2 separate regions of the Homo sapiens genome follow, and region 1 is linked to region 2. Evidence: chromatin loops called from intact Hi-C (ENCODE). Cell type or tissue: endothelial cell of umbilical vein. All regions are shown on one strand.

Region 1 (8,000 bases), 140 kb after region 2:
AAACATCAATCAGATTAGACTAGGATCCACCTCAAAGACCTCATTTTAACTTAATTACCTTTTAAAAGATCCTCTCTCTAAATACAGTTACTCGAGGGAGTTAGTTAAAGTTTCAACATACGAATTGGGAGGGGGGCGCGATTTGGCCAGAACACTCAGCGCATAAGTGGTGATATGAGAGGGCCACCCTGAACCCATGTCCTTTCCTTTCAGCCACGCCCTCCCCAAGCCCTTTGCAAATCCTGCTTCAAAGCCCTCACCCCTCTGTTCACTCGCACCTTCAAGATTTGCAATCCCGAGCTAACCTTCAGCACCTTCCAGGGTCCAGAGTTGCAGGCAACAACCTGCTCTGGCCTCCATGTGGAAATGTGGGCTAAGAAGTAGATGTCCTTTCATCTCAGGCATGAAAGGTATCTGTGCTCAGGAAAAGCCTTCAGCAGGAAGCGACGCCTACCTACACGCAGGCTTTTACAGGCTACTTTTGTGTTTGGACTATTTATGTATTATTTGGTTCAGAGTTACCTCCCTTCAGACCATAGAGGCTCCAATTCTTTTTTTTTGTTTTTTGTTTTTTGTTTTTTTTGAGATGGAGTCTCGCTCTGTCGCCCAGGCTGGAGCGCAGTGGCGCGATCTCGGCTCACGCAACCTCCGCCTCCCAGGTTCAAGCGATTCTCCTGCCTCAGCCTCCCGAATAGCTGGGACTACAGGCACGTGCATAGGGGCTCCAATTCTGTTTCTTACTAGGATACTCTCTTTCTGCAAGCTTAGGAACCCTTAGGAACCCTTGTCATTCTCTTTTCCTGGGACTCCCCTCCTCTCCTTACTCTTTCCTTCTTTTCTTTTCCACGGGGAGCCTCAAATCACAAATATGTCTGGGTAGGACAATGTCTTCCACTAAGGGGGGAATATTGGGGTCATCTTTTATTAAGAAGAAAGCGATTGAAATGACACACTTGAACATATTGCTATTAGAAGCTTGAAAAGTATTTCCCTCATTAACGTAAAAGGGAAAAGGGGAGCTAGCAATCTTGTTGATCAGCAGCTGCAATTTATTTTAAACTGTCCATTTTCTGGATGTCAGAGGACGACTTTTATGTATAATCTTATTTCCAATTTCAACAAAGAACACTTCACTCATGTTCTGTGCAGATTTTTTTTCATAGACAATAACCGATTATAAAAGCGGTTCTCAGCCACCCACCGCCCCCCCGCCCCATCTCGTAGTGGTGTTGACATATGGAAATGAATCAAAATGTAATACGCATAATTACAAGCATTGTAAGCAGGGTACAATTAGTGTCTCTTCAAAGCAATGTTGTAATCAAAAGGCACCACTAAAACAGTCCAAGGAGTGAGAAGACTATCCAAGGAATTAGACACGGATTGGAAGGAAGTTTCTTTCTTTTTTTTTTTTTCTCCTCTCTTCTCCTGTGTATAGATACTAAAGTTGCCTCCTATTCTATTCCTGAGTGGGTGCAGAGAAATCAATTCTAATTATTTTCTCCACCCATCGAGTTGAACACAGACAAGGAAGCCTCGCTTTAAAAATAAACCCAGCCACATGGAAGGGGGGGAGGTCTCTTTTTTGAAGCTTATATTTGGAGAGTGTCTTTTAATGTCACAAATCCCTGGGGAAGTGTCAGGAATGAGCTGGCCAACTGGGTCCCTGTTGGGAGAATTATCTCCCTGGATGCCTTCTGTGTAGCCAAACCGCATTTTAGGATAGAGGTGAGGGCTGGGGGTGGGGCCGGCGGTTGGGGGGTGGGGGGTTGTTTTTACAGTAGTTGTAAAATTTCAGTGCATTTTTTTATATCGAATCCTTTGCCAACATTTAAAAATAAGGAGGTGTTCGCATCAAAGTTGTGATTTTCACCACCTCCTGAGAAATGACGGGAGCTGACCACATGTAACCCACACCCTCATGGGACATCCTTCACTGGTGCCTGGCACCAGCGGGCCCTGGAAACAGGATGGGTGACTCCTGTTCACCATCTATTCCCAGCCCAGCTCCTGTGAGTATCTTATTTTTGCCTCCATTACTGAATGTAATGAACCATGGGGGCCCTGCTCACCTGCCACTTGCAAAGGAGCTACTGTGCCTGGCCACTTTCCCTTTCCCTTAGTCCCCTGCATTTACCACTTTCTTCCATCTCTCTGAGATGCACTTTCCTCCCGAAAATTCCTATCACCACCCACTCCCGCCCAGCCCAGCTTTGGCGTCTCCTCCACTAGAAGGTGTTCACTGGCCATTGCCACCTACCCCCCAAAACCTCCAAGCAGCATCCGTCACCCTTGACCTTGTGCGTGCCTCTTTGAATGAACTCTTCACACCACAGCTCAACCCCACCTCAAGGTTCATCTGGGCGTTTTTCCCTCGCCTGCAAGCCCCTTGGAAGTGAAGGCCCTGCCTTCTTTATGGCTACATCCCAAATGCAGAATAGAATCTGGCACATGGGAGGTGTGAAGTCCTTGTTTGAATTTTTGAATGAATTATTCAATGAGAGCTGCCTCTTTGTTGTCTCCAAAGGGAGGCTGGAATAAGAAAAAAGGAGAAAGTGATGATTACAGAGAACCCACTCTGTACCTGCCATTCGGCCTAGGTTGGGCCCCATAAGTTAAAGAGAGAATCTCAGGCTCCACCTTTCACCTTAAAATTGATCAGCTGTTAAGACATTGACCCCCCGCCAAAAGCCAGTCCTCAGTGTAAGGTAAAATCTGATACCAGTGGTTAAAATCTTCTTTAAATATCAATCTAGTTACCTATACACACATTTATATTGCGATCTGTACCTACAATATCTTTCATCTAAATCTCATTTCAGTTTTGGGTTGATCATAACAGCAAGCATTTGAAAACTATGGAAAGACCCATCACTAAGGCACTAGTTTGACATATTGCGCTGTATTTAAGTACTGGAATATTCTGACACCACGAACATCAGATGGCCACTTATGAGCACAAGAAGGAATTCATCCAAGGGCATAAGTCAAACCATGATGGGACATGAGGGGGCTGCCATGTCTGAAAACCATGGCTCTTCATCTATAAACACATATGTGAGAGAGATGGTTAGAACTGTTTGAGCTAAATGTTAAGTATGGTCTTCCTAAGCAAGGAGCTTTCTGATGATTTTTGTTATAAGTTTCCATTCTCCCAGAATATTTCATATTAATTGTGACTTTTTTTCCCCAAAGCCCTAAAATGGCTGTAAGCTCATTGCTCTGGTATCTCATTTTCCCTTCCTCTCCTGTCTGATTGCCTGACCTTCCCTGCAGGTGCCATGATCAGTGTGTGATGGAGTGGGTCTGGGCCAATTTCTCCCATTTTGGCAAAGTCTCAGCTGACTTTGTTCGCGTTTTCAGTTCCAGAAGTCAAGGCCCCATATTGAGCTGGATTTTGCAAATATTTGATCCTGAAGCAGAGTCATCAAAAGTTCAGATGAGAAGGAGCCATGGAGATGATCAAGAATAAGCCCTATTTAGTGCAGATGGGGACACTGAGGCCCAGGAGAAGGGTGTTGGAAATAGCCGGTAGTCAGAGCCAGGCGTAGCTGGCTCAGAATGCTGGTTCTGTCACTTCCTGGCTGGGTGATCTTGAGCCAGTCCTTTCCCCTCTGTGTTATTCCATCCTGTATCTCATTTATAAAACTGGAAAAATAATAGCAATTTCAGCTAAGGGTTATTCTAAGGATGAAATGGGAGAGTAACTGGGCCTGAGCTTTTGAAAACTGCAAAACACTCTCAGATTAGAATTCTCACCATGAACTTGAACGAATATCCCCAACCATGGGAAATATATATATATATATTTATTTATTTATTTATTTATTATATATAATAAAAATTATATATATATAATAAAAATCGGGCTGGGTGCAGTGGCTCATATCTATAATCCCAACACTTTGGGAGGCTGAGACAGAGGACCTCTTGAGTTCAGGAATTTGAGATCAGCCTGGGCAACATAGCAAGACCCCATCTCTACAAAAAACAAAAAATTAGACAGCCTTGGCGGTGCACATCTATAGTCCCAGCTATTCCAGAGGTTGAGGCAGGAGGATTGCTTGAGCACAGGAGTTCAAGGCTGCAGTAAGGTATGATTGTGCCATGCACTCCAGCTTGGGAGACAGAATGAGACCCCATGTCAAAAAAATAAAATAAAATAAAAATTCGGATCATCAGAACACTGGAGCTCCTGGGAAGACTATACCAATCTCACATTTGCCGAGATTTGGAGTCTACGCTGCTGGGACTGAGTGGACCCTGGGATGTTCTTATTTCCCCTAGAGGCTGCCCTCTCCCCTCAATGAACAGCTTAAACTTTCTTACAAATGCCTCCTGGCTAAGGGCCTTCTGGGGACACTCTCAGAGGGTGTCTCTCCTGGGTTGGGGATCCTCTAATCAAGAAAAAGTGGTGGAGGAGGAAGTTGTGAGGAGAAGCAATAATCAACTCCGGGTCAGCAAGGCGGCTGACCAGGGGCCTAGCAGGAGGAAACCTCTCTGGAAAGGGCTCCCACCCAGCCGGCTCTCCCACAATGCACCAGGTGCCTTCTGCTGATAAGAACGGGCCGCGCAACCTTGAGGCGTGCGACAGGAATAGACGAGAAACGTGTCTATTCTTGAGGTCTGTAAAAGGAAACTCCTGTTTGCTGAAGAGCAGGCCGATAGGAGAGGAAAAGGGTCAAGGCCTTGGGTGTTATTTCCCCTCCGATTTTTTTGTTTTGTTTTGTTTTGTTTTGTTTTCCACTTTTTTTTTTTTTTTTAACTAAAGGGAAAAGGGAATGTTGCATTTACCTGGGAGGGTGGATGGCAAGATGTGGAGATTTAAAGGAGTTGGAATGAGCTCTGAGATTTCAACCCTGAAACTGTGATTTTGTCCTGAGTGTGAAGTTGTGGAAGACTTTTATTTCTTCTTTATCCTTTGCTAAATTTTGCCAGATATTCTTATTGTGAGTAAGCACTGTGCTTCTAATGAGGAAAAAATTAAATAAAAGTTGGCTTTGGATGCAAGTTTTGAATTTCATGTCTGTCTTTCATTTTTATTTTTAGAAATAGGGTCTCGCTTGTTGCCCAGGCTGGAGTACAGTGATGCAATCATAGCTCCCTGCAGCCTTCAACTCCTGGGCTCAAGTGATCCTCCTTCCTCAGCCTCCCAAGTAGCTAGGACGACAGTATACTCCACAATGCCCCATTAATTGTTATTTTTTATTTTTTTGTAGAAACGGGGTCTCCCTATGTTGCCCAGGCTGGTTTCAAACTTCTAGCCTAAAGTGATCCTCCCTCCTTGGCCTCCCAATGTGCTGGCATTACAGACATGAGCCACCGTGCTTGTCTGGATTTCATTTCCTGTTTGCTCTGAGTACAGTTACTAAAGCAGAAGAGTATGTTTTCTGTGATCCAGGGACAATCTCCAAGTGCGGTACTGCTCATCTAGAGAAGATGGACAAGACGGTTACATGCCCCACACTCCATTGCTGGGGAAATGTTCTGGAAAACAGCTGGGCAGTTTCTTATGAAGTTAAACATACACTTATCATATGACCCAGCATTCTCACTCCTGGATATTTACTGTAGAGAAACAAAAATTTATCTTCACACAAAAATCTATACATGAAAGTTTGTAGCAGGTTTATTCATGATAGCCCCAAACAGGAAATAACCCAGATGTCCTTCAATAGTTGAGTGTTTAAACAAACTGTGATACATTCATGTGATGAAATACTACTCAGCAATGAAAAGGGAAAGATCATTAATACATGCAACACCCTGGATGGATCTCAAAGGCATTATGGCAAATGAAAGAAAGCCAGTCTCAGAAGGCGATGGGCTGGGTGATTCATTTCCATAACATTCTCGAAGTGACATCATTACGATGGTGGAGAACCCATCAGTGGTTACCAAGAGTGGTTGGGGTGGGGTGTGGCTATCAGGGGTAGCCTGAGTTTTTTTGTGATGATCAACAGTTGTGTATCTTGGTCATGGTAATCGTTACTCAAATTTATATATGATAGGATTTCATGGAATTTTATACACACACACACACACACACACACACACACACACACACATGCAAAGTTCACATAAAAGTATAGAAATCCAGGGCTGGGCATGGTGGCTCATCCCTGTAATCCCAGCACTTGATTGAGTCCTGCTTGAGTCCAGGAGTTCCAGACCAGCCTGGGTGACATGGTGAAAACCTGTCTCTACAAAAAAAAAAAAAAAAAAAAAAAAAATACAAAAATACAAAAAAAAACAACAACAAATCTCCAGTGAAATCCAAATTAGGTTATTTTCGAATTAATAGTATTATACTAATGTCAATTTACAGGTTTTGATAACTTTACTATGGTCATGTAAGATATTATCATTAGGGGAGGCTGGGTGAAGGGTACATAGGAACTCTCGTGACAATTTTTGCAACTTCTTGGGAATCATAAACTATTTACAAATAAAATCATATTAAAAATATGAAAAGAAAAAATATTTTTAAAAAATCTACCTCCAGCTGGCCCTTAGGGTTAGTGGTTGAGGATAGAAAGGCAAATGAGGGCTATTTGAAAGAAACTCAAGACATGGTTCAGCATGCCCCTGAATGTCAATGTGGCCACAATTAGCAAACATCACCTCCAGAACCAGTGAGGCCTGGAAGAATCATAAAGTACAAAAGTCATGGCAGCAACAGTAGCTAATTATTCTCTTCCAACTGACTTATTGCTATTACCATCCTAAATTTTCAACAACAATGACAGCAATGAAAAACAGTCTCTAATGTCAGTAGCAGAACTACCCAGTGGTTGGGATTATGGATTCAGGATTCAGGAAAATTTGGTTGATGATGGCTTCTCTATCAAATAGCTGTGTGGTTCCAGGCAAGTATATTTTCCTAGCTTCTCTGAGTGATATATTGTCCATATAAAAATTGGATGCATCAGGATCCTTTCAGATTTGAGTAACAGAAACCCAATTCAACTTGCGTGAGAGACGAGGAATGTATTAGTTCGCAGAACTGTAAAATCAAAAGCTCTACTAGCTTCAGATATGGTTGGATCTAGGTGCTCACAGAGTGTTCTCAGAACTGTATCTCATCTCCACTCTGCTTTCTTTGTGCTGGTTTCATTCTTAGGCAGGACCTTCCCTCATGATGACAAAGGGGATGCCAATAACTCTAAGCCTACATCCTGTTATTGTTCAGCCCTTGTCATTGAAAAAACAGCCCTTTCCTGATAGTCACAGCTAAAGTCCTGCAATCAAGTCTCATTTCTGGAATTTATCACATGCCCATCTCTCTGACCATCACTAATACCAGAGGAATGGAACGCACTTATTAATCAGGGCTAAACCATGGCTGGACTCCTGCTCTCCCATAGCAGTCAGAGAACAACCCTATTAGAAGCACATGAGAATGTTTTTCGGGAAGAAAATCAACATATCTTTAGCATAAAGAAGGAAGATTGGAAATTGGGCTGGCAGAATCAACAGATGTCAGGAAAAGAGGAAAATAGCATCATTATAAGGACAGAATATTACATGAGACGGTTAAAGCACCCATTAGGAGGTTAACAAAGAGCTTTTCTCAACGAAGCACAGTGGCTCATGCCTGTAATCCCAGCACTTTGGGAGGCCGAGGCAGGTGGATCACTTGAGCTCAGGAGTTCGAGATCAGCCTAGGCAACATGGTGAAACTCCATCTCTACAAAAAATTTTTAAAAAATAGCCAGTGATGGTGGCAGGTGCCTGTAGTCCCAGCTACTAAGCAGCCTGAGGGGGGAGAATCACTTGAGCCAGGGAGGCAGAGGTTGCAGTGAGCTGCGATCACAACACTGCCCTCTAGCCTGGGTGACACAATCAGACCCTGTCTTAAAAAAAAAAAAAAAAAACAAAAAAAACAAACTTTTCTCTTTTCTCCACTTTCACTGGTCAATACTGTTATGAAATGAATCTGGTGCTTTGAAGAATTCAGCCTGCCATTTGCACCCACTCAGCTGTCTCAGGCAAGTCCC
Region 2 (8,000 bases):
TCAGTGATGATGGCCTCAGGGAGGCATTCCTTGACCCCCAGCTATGTCAGGTTTCTGCTCATGACACCATGTTCCATGTTCCCATTATGTGACCTCTTGTCACAGGTGCAGTTTACATCTAGCCAGTGATAATCAAGAAAGTGTCCATCTCCCTACCAGACTGTGAGTCCCAAGGCGGACTGTGTCTGTTTGGCTCACCAGTGCTTAACATTTAGAAAGTGCTCAATAAATATTCGTTTAATTACTTAATTTATGGACCTGCTGCCAGCTGCCTGCTATTCCTAACACACTAAGCAAGGCACTGGGAGGTGGTTGATAAACCCCCGTGGACATAAGCTTTCTTCATTTAATCACCATAATAATAAATCCCTGTAAGTATTCATAATTTATATTTATCACTTATATATATATAAACAGAGAACCAGAGAAGGTAAGAGGCTTGCCTGCAGTCACACAGCAATAGTCAGGGGCAGAGACAGGACTAGCATCCAGTGCTTCCAGCCTCCACCTCCAGCCTGGGAGAAAGCTTGGAGCTCAGTCACAGGTGCCTCGAGCCTGGTCTGGGTTTGGGGTTGAGTTGGATATCACTGCATCAGGTGCTAGGAGATCCTTGGGGCAGCACTGGGACCAGATTAAAGGGGAGCAAGGGAGCACTAGGCTGGTTCAGACAAAGTGGGCAGTAAGCTTGGACAACCCTGGGCAGTCCCTTCACCTCTCTGAGCCTCAATTTCCTCATCTGGAGCATGAGAACAATGCAGTTCTCCTTAAGGGTTTGAGTCTTGGGGTCTGCCTCATGTTTGGTTTCAGGTGGAATGTTTAGGGGACAAAGGGACCTGGAACAAGTTGAGGATGGAGGGAGAAGAGGGTGATGAGGCAGAGAAGTCAGGATGCCTAGCCAAGCCGCCAGTCTTTGCAGACTCGGAGGAAGAGGTGGATCACTAAGAATGCTAATAATGACCACAGCTGCCACAACGGCAGCTTCTGTTTGCTACATACAGCCTAGTACCACACTGCACGCTTGACGTGCTAGATCTCAGTCATGCCCCACCAGGTTTTAGGAGGTACAGATCATTGGGCCCATTTTACAGATGAGGAAACTGAGGCTCGGGCACATTCACTTGCTGGCCTTAGTGTGCATCGTGTTCCGTTACCACCTTGGGGACTTGGCAGTTCCTCCCTACTGAACAATCAACACGTGAATGAAGCCCACAAGCCCAGTAAGACGTCTCTGAGACCCCCGGACTGGTTGGGGCCTCCTCTGGGCTTCAGAGGCCACAGACTCACCCAGTGGAAAGTAAAAGTACTTCCCACGAAGCTTCCTTTGATACCTGCTGAACTTGTCAGCCTGGAGCCCTGGTGGGCAGACTGGGGCTTTGACAAACTGGTCCAGGGCCAGCGAGGTGCCTGGTGTGTGGTTTGCTCAGCAAATATTCATTACATACATCATATGCTGGTCAAGCTGAGAGGACAGAGTCTTTGCCCTCGCAGAGCTCCACTGACCATTGGACACCTGGTTTACGGTACAGCTGAGCCCAACTCAGACCCCAGGCTCTTTCCTCTGCCCAACTTTTAGCCAAAGCCAAGTTTCAGAAGATGGCGCCTCTCTTCTCCCAGGTATTCAGGCCAAAACCTTGGAATCATCCTTCCTTGCCTTTTCCAGCTTCTGGTGGCCCCAGGAGTCCCTCACCTTGTGGTCGCATCTTTCCAGTCTCTGCCCCCATTTTCACATGTCTGTCTCCTCTTCTTCATGTTTTTGTGTGTTCTCTCCTCTTCTTACAAAAACACCCATTTGCTTGAGGCCAGGAGTTTGTGACCAGCCTGGACAACATCGTGAGACCTGTCTCTAAAAAAAACCCCGATATTGGCCAGGCGTGGTGGCACGTGCCTGTAGTCCTAGCTACTCGGGAGGCTGAGGTGGGAGGATTGCTTGAGCTGGGGAGGTCAAGGCTGCAGTGACTGTGATCATGCCATCACACTCCAGCCTGACGACCTGGGTGACCGAGGGAGACCCTATCTCAGAAAAAAAAAAGAAAAGAAAAAGAAAAAAGAACATGAGTCATTGGATTTAGGGCCCACCCTAATCCAGCGCAACCTGATCTTAATTTAATTACACCTTCCAAGACCCTGTTTTCAAATAAAATCACATGATGAATTTCCAAGTTGATGTGACTTCAGGGGGCGGGAGGGCACTATTTCACTCACTACAGTAGGGATAATTTTTTTTTTTTTTTTGAGATGGAGTCTTGCTCTGTCGCCCAGGCTGGAATGCAGTGGCGTGATCTCGGCCCACTGCAAGCTCCGCCTCCCGGGTTCACGCCATTCTCCTGCCTCAGCCTCCCGAGTAGCTGAGACTACAGGCACCTGCCACCACGCCCGGCTAATTTTTTTGTATTTTTTAGTAGAGACGGGGTTTCACCTTGTTAGCCAGGATGGTCTCGATCTCCTGACCTCGTGATCCACCCGCCTCAGACTCCCAAAGTGCTGGGATTACAGGCGTGAGCCTCCGCGCCCAGCCCAGTAGGGATAATTTTTTAGGGTAAGTCAGCCAGCCCTGGATTTTATCTGCTGGGGCTAACGTCCCAAAGATCATAATAGTGGCTATAATATATGTAGAAAGCACCTAACTCTGTGCTAGGCCCTGTCCCAAGCATTTCTATATGTTACCTTGCTTCATCTTCAAAATAACCTCATTAGTTGGCACATTAATCCCATTTTGCAGATGAGAAAACTGAGGGCCAGAGAGTGATATGCCCAAGGTCACTGAGCATGTAAAGGTTTCCCAGTAGCGATCAGCACTGACCATAGGCCCTGACATTCATATCTTACTGTCTGGAGCCAGGCTAGGGCAGGCAGGGCTGTCACTTGTCCCCACAGCCCACGGAGCCAGATGCCATCTTGATGAAGGGAACAAGAATGGATGCCATGGGTGCAGAGCCATGGGGAGGGGGCATTGCCACCCGGTGGGCGCCCAGCCGCCCTCCCAGGCATAGCTCCTGTCGCTGCTGCCTGGGCCTGGCGCAGGCAGCCCGCAAGTAAACAGTGTCTGAAACCTATTCTCATTAGGCTAATTTACGAATAAATTACCATATTCAATGGCCTTATTTTTACTGCTCGTTAACAGGCCCGTGATAGGATGATAATTACGGGATTTTAAGTGGCTAATGGCAGCTGGGGCGTCAAAAGCAGTTTTTACGAATCTGTTTATGGCAGCGAAGGTGACAGGAGGGGAGGGACATTGAAATGTTGAAATCACACTTTGAGAAAAAAAAGCTTTAATTGTTGAGTATTTATTAGAGAGGAGGGAAGGCTGTAATTTAAAAAATGAAACTCTGAAAAACAAAGGAAATTAATTCGTCTTCCCCCCTGTGCTGTGACCTTCAGGGAGGGGGCGAGGGGTGGGCAGGATCCCAGGAGAAGGGTGCCAAGTTCAGGCATGAGTCTGGGAGGGTCCTTCCTGGTTTCTGCTGCCCCTGCAGGGAAGGCATCCCGGGGCCTGCGATCTTGGCTCAGAGGCCCCTCTGGGATCCAGGGAGGGATCCCTGAGAGAGGTAAGAGCCCAGCAACCCGAACGCAATGACAGTGTGGGCATTTGATTCATTCTTTGATCCTGATAATCGGGATCAGATCTCATCCATTCCAGCTCCCCTGCTAATATTTTACATGCATTATTTCATCCAACTCTTGCAAAAATGTGGAGAGCTAGTAATTATTCCTAACATATACTGAGTGCTCATATATGCTTTCTGGGTATTAATTCACTTAAACAGATACCCTCGTGGGATTGGTCACTATTGTTATCCCCAGTTACCAAGGAGAAAACTTGAGGCACAGAGAGGTTAAGTAAGCTGCACACAGTCACACAGCGAGGGCCCGGACCAGCATCCGTCTGGCCCTGCTTCTTTTATCACCTCCCTCTCAGTGAATCCCTGGCTAGCTGGTGGGGTGGGCTTAGGGCCCCAGGCGACAGAGGAGAAAGCACAAAGCCCAAAGAGGTTAAACCGTGTACCTGGAATCACAGAGGCTGAGTTCAAAGGTCAGCCTCTCTGAGTCCAGACCCGCCGCTGACTTGCCTTGAAATGGGACTCATGAGAGTGGAGGTGAGGAGAGGGCATCTTGGAAAAGGACGCCGGACATTTTGGTGGGGTGATTTCGGGGCCATTGCCCCGCCCTGTGAGCTCTGTGGGTGCCTCTCCTGGGTCCGGCCTTCTCTTCCCCACCTGCCTGGCCTCCTCCCTGCCGTCCTCGGCTCCTCATCTCCCGGCCACTGGGCCGATCCATCTCGCTCCTCCGCTTTAGTATGCAGCCCTCGGAAAACAAACACGCAGCAGCCTGACAGTGGGAATAAATATCGTGGCGATGTTGATTAGCATTTGATCCCAGCTGGGTCTCTGGGAGCTGAAGTACTGGAATGTCTTGGCAGTTTTTTAATGCTGAATAATTTGATTAGATCAGTGACTGAGCCTGCTGCTCCTGGTGAGATAAACCCTCCCCACATTACAGGGGAGAGAGGGGGTGGACCGAGGGCGCGCATCTGAGCCCCCAGACTTCCTGCTCCTCCACCAGCCCTCCCGGCAGCGTCGTCTGCGCGGCCTCCCCCTCCCCAGCTCGGCCCCCTTCCTCTCTTCGTCTCTCTTCCCTGCACCCTCATCTCTCTCTTTCTTTCTCTTTCCTCTTCCTTCCTCCTCCGCTATTTTTCCTCTTTTCCTTCTCTCCTGGGGATATTTGTCTCTCTCATTTCTTTTTCTCCATCTTTTCGTCATTTCTGCCTGCATGTTTCATCTTTTTTATTTCCTCCCTTCTTCTTCTCTTTCTCCTTCTAAATTCTCAATTCTCTGTTTTCCGTTCACCCCTTCCTCCTTCCTTTTCTCCCTTCCTCTCCATCTTCCTCCTTGCCTCTCCCTCCTTTCGCCTCTCTCTCCCATTCTCCATTTCTCTCCCCTCTCCCAATCTCTCTCTGTCTCTTCTTCTCTCTCCCCACTCTCCTCCTTTCTCTCTTTTCCTATCCCTCTTCCTCCTGCCCCCTCCCTCTTCCCCTCTCCTTCATCTCTCCTCACTCTTCCCCTCCTCACTCCCATACCCACCTCCTCCTTTCATGAAGCCTTAAATACATCATTTAATCAGCTCCACAATTTTCAATTTCACACAGTTGTCAGCTCAAATGTCTGACGAGGTGGTGAAGACCCCACAGATTGTGGGCAGAGGTCACAGGGCCACCAGGCTTCCCTGCTTCCTCAGACCAGACCATCTCTCAGCCCCGGCCCCCTCCCGCACCACCCACCCTTCTGCAGCCAGCCGAGGAGGGATTTCGGAGGGTTCTGCTTTTCCCGTGGCAACTGTCAATCAGTCATGTAGATGTTTCTCTTGTCATCGGTGTGAAATTGCCAGAGTGGCCTCATTATCTGCTTACTCCAAATTTGGAGGCAATATTTCTGTTTGAAGGATAATAATCTCCATTTAAAACAAAAATAACATCTTCTCAGGTAGAGGAGAAGAAGAGGAAAGGAAAGAAGACAGTTTGGAACAACCCAAGAAAAACATGAATTATCTGGGCTTTTTGATCCATACACACACACACACACACACACACACACACACACACACACACGCAAAGTCTTTACTGCCCTAACCTAACACAGAGCCCACATTTCCTGAAAACTGTTTAAATTTTTTCCAGCTGGGGTGGGAGTGGGCTGAGAGGAAGAGGAAGGTCCATGTGACTTTAACAGATCTATCCTTTCTTAGATTCCTGTCCCCTTAATCATAACTGAACATTACTAAAGCCATTGCTACTATAACAAAAAAAGTAATCAGATCAAATGGACAGGAAGGAGTGGTGAAGGCTTAGGTTCTTATGCAGATTCAATTAGCAGCACTTCCCCAAGGCTGGGTGTGGGGGTGTGTGTAGGAACCCCATTAATGGTGGGGAATGCTGTCTGTTCTCGCCAGGGGCATTGCAAAGCCAGCTGACCTCCCGCTCTGTCCACCCCTGTCATCTTATCACCGCAGAGTCAGACTCCAGCTTTATTTATTTTTCTCAAATGGATGCAGAAATGGCTGGGGGAGGCACTTCCCAATAATTGAGCGCTGGCTTTGTCGGGAAAAGCCACACTCAGGGCTCCAAGTGTCCTCCAAGCTGCCATGTGTGGGTAGAATCTGGCTGAGCTGACTGTGTGTTGGGGGTGGGGGGTGGCAGGGGGAAGCATTGAAATCAATCCTGGTTTTGTCAATTGTGCGACCTTAAATAAACCTGAGCCTCTCAGAGCCTAGATCTCCTCATCTGCAAAACAGGGGCAGTAAGAAAACCTACCCCACCCTCATGGGGGCCGTAGTAAGGGTAAAATGTGACGAAGCTTCTGACCCCCTTTATGCCCCTCCCACCGTGTCCTGATTATATAATGATTGTGGCTCTGGTCATTTACTGACCACACAGAGACCTGTGCCCATCTTACTGCGGCATGAGCTTGCTTCCAGCTCTTCCTGTCTCTGAGCCTCAGTTTTCCCATCAGCAAAATGGGGCTGTTCTTACCTCCTGGCAGGGTGCTGGCGACTCCTGAATCAAATGTGCATAGCGCCTCTCACTCCTGACTCCTCACCTCCATCCCCTTCTCCGACTTTTGCCTACAAGCATTGAAGCCTTTCCTTGGGATAGCCTGTGCTGATTTAGCTTCCCCACTAGCTTTCCTGCTAAAAATAAAGCCGGCCTCACATCTGCAAGCTGCAGTGTGGTCTCTGAAAACAGTGTTATTGAAACTTGAATGTCTGGTCCTGGTGCCCGGCATAATGCTAGGCACATAGTGGGAGACCCAATGAATGAATGGATAGATGGGTGGATGGATGGATGGATGGATGGATGAGTGGATGAAAGTTACTGGGCAGGCTGAGTGTGTAATGCTTGCTGTGTGAATGAATGAATGAATGAATGAGAACTCTGCTATCTGCAAGCCAGTGTTTCCTCTCGTTTTCTGCAGGCCCCAGCCCTGCCTTCCCTACTACGGCATTCTGAAGTTCCAGAACACAGGAGCCAACAAGAAACTGGGAATAAAGGGGTTTGATCTGCACAGCACAAACACGTCTTGCAAAAAGAGGAATATAAAAAAAATGCCAATTCCTTCTATGGGGGAAAAGAAGGCGTCGAGACATGTTAAACGGTTAGGAAGAAGGTTGCTGCTTGTTTTCCGTCTTCCTTGTGCAGGCTGAAGGCGGGGTGAGGGGAGAGGTTCATTATTTTTCGGCGCTCTGAAGGCAGGTGAACAGGGAAAAGCAAACTGCAGCCTGCCATCGCGTTCAGCGCCTTTGAAACACATAGAGCTCTCAAGGCAAGGGAAGGGTTTGATGCAATTTAAAAAAGACAGACTCCCACACCTCTCAGATCCATATGTTTCCATTCAAGATCTCGTTTCCCTCCGAGGCTGGTGCTACTGCGGGCTTTGCAGTCGGGCCCGGCTGTTCTGCTGACGCTCTGAGGACCCGTGGCTCATGGAGGAGGCAGACGGGCTGAGCAACTGCACGGTGGGCTCGAGGTGCCGACGGCAGGCTCTGGGCTGAGCTGCAGCGGCAAAGTGGTGCCCGGCGCCATGTGGTGCCCTGAGCCTGTGTGAGATCAGGTGGTTGCTGTCTGGGGGAAGGTAAGAAGGTGAAAAATAAAAGCAAGCAAATCAATAAAATAGTGTATGTATATAGACCAGAGCTAAGGGCTATGACTGTGTGTCCTTCTCTCTGCGATGGGGTCAGAGTGCTGAGTAGTTTTGTTTTCTTTCCCAAAGTGTTATAAACAGGTGTATCTTTGACAAAGAAGGTTTTGTGGTCAACTGAGTTTGGGAAATACCAGGTTCATCTAATCTCTCTCCTTCCCTTTGTTCCTCCCTTCCTCCCTCCTTTCCTTTCACCCATCCACTGTCCATTTATCCATCCATTCATCCTTCCATCTTGTTTTTTTCATTTCCTTTATTGCCTTTTTCTTTCTCCCTCTTTTCCTTTCTTCCTTTCTCCTTCCTTTCCAC

What was found. Hi-C counts contacts between places; a loop is a spot of excess contacts. Peaks named below come from ENCODE experiments on the same cell type or tissue, not always from the same donor. Only the 100,000 strongest peaks of a DNase experiment are listed, where the experiment ranks them.
Region 1: a loop joins it to region 2, with 6 times the contacts of the local background. A loop is called at or near these places in 1 of 110 quality-filtered maps.

What each region holds. Positions count from the first base shown.
Region 1 is chr22:27,151,450-27,159,449 of GRCh38, reverse strand. No RefSeq gene overlaps it. Among named protein-coding and RNA genes, the nearest start is that of LINC01638, 69 kb to the left of the region's middle. In endothelial cell of umbilical vein, no CTCF peak of the experiment used is centred here; DNase peaks (open chromatin) are centred at 4,569 and 7,289; H3K27ac peaks cover 2,457 bases.
Region 2 is chr22:27,295,813-27,303,812 of GRCh38, reverse strand. No RefSeq gene overlaps it. Among named protein-coding and RNA genes, the nearest start is that of LINC02554, 11 kb to the left of the region's middle. RefSeq lists an enhancer at 6,893-7,455. In endothelial cell of umbilical vein, no CTCF peak of the experiment used is centred here; DNase peaks (open chromatin) are centred at 4,492 and 5,802; H3K4me3 peaks cover 1,389 bases; H3K27ac peaks cover 1,953 bases.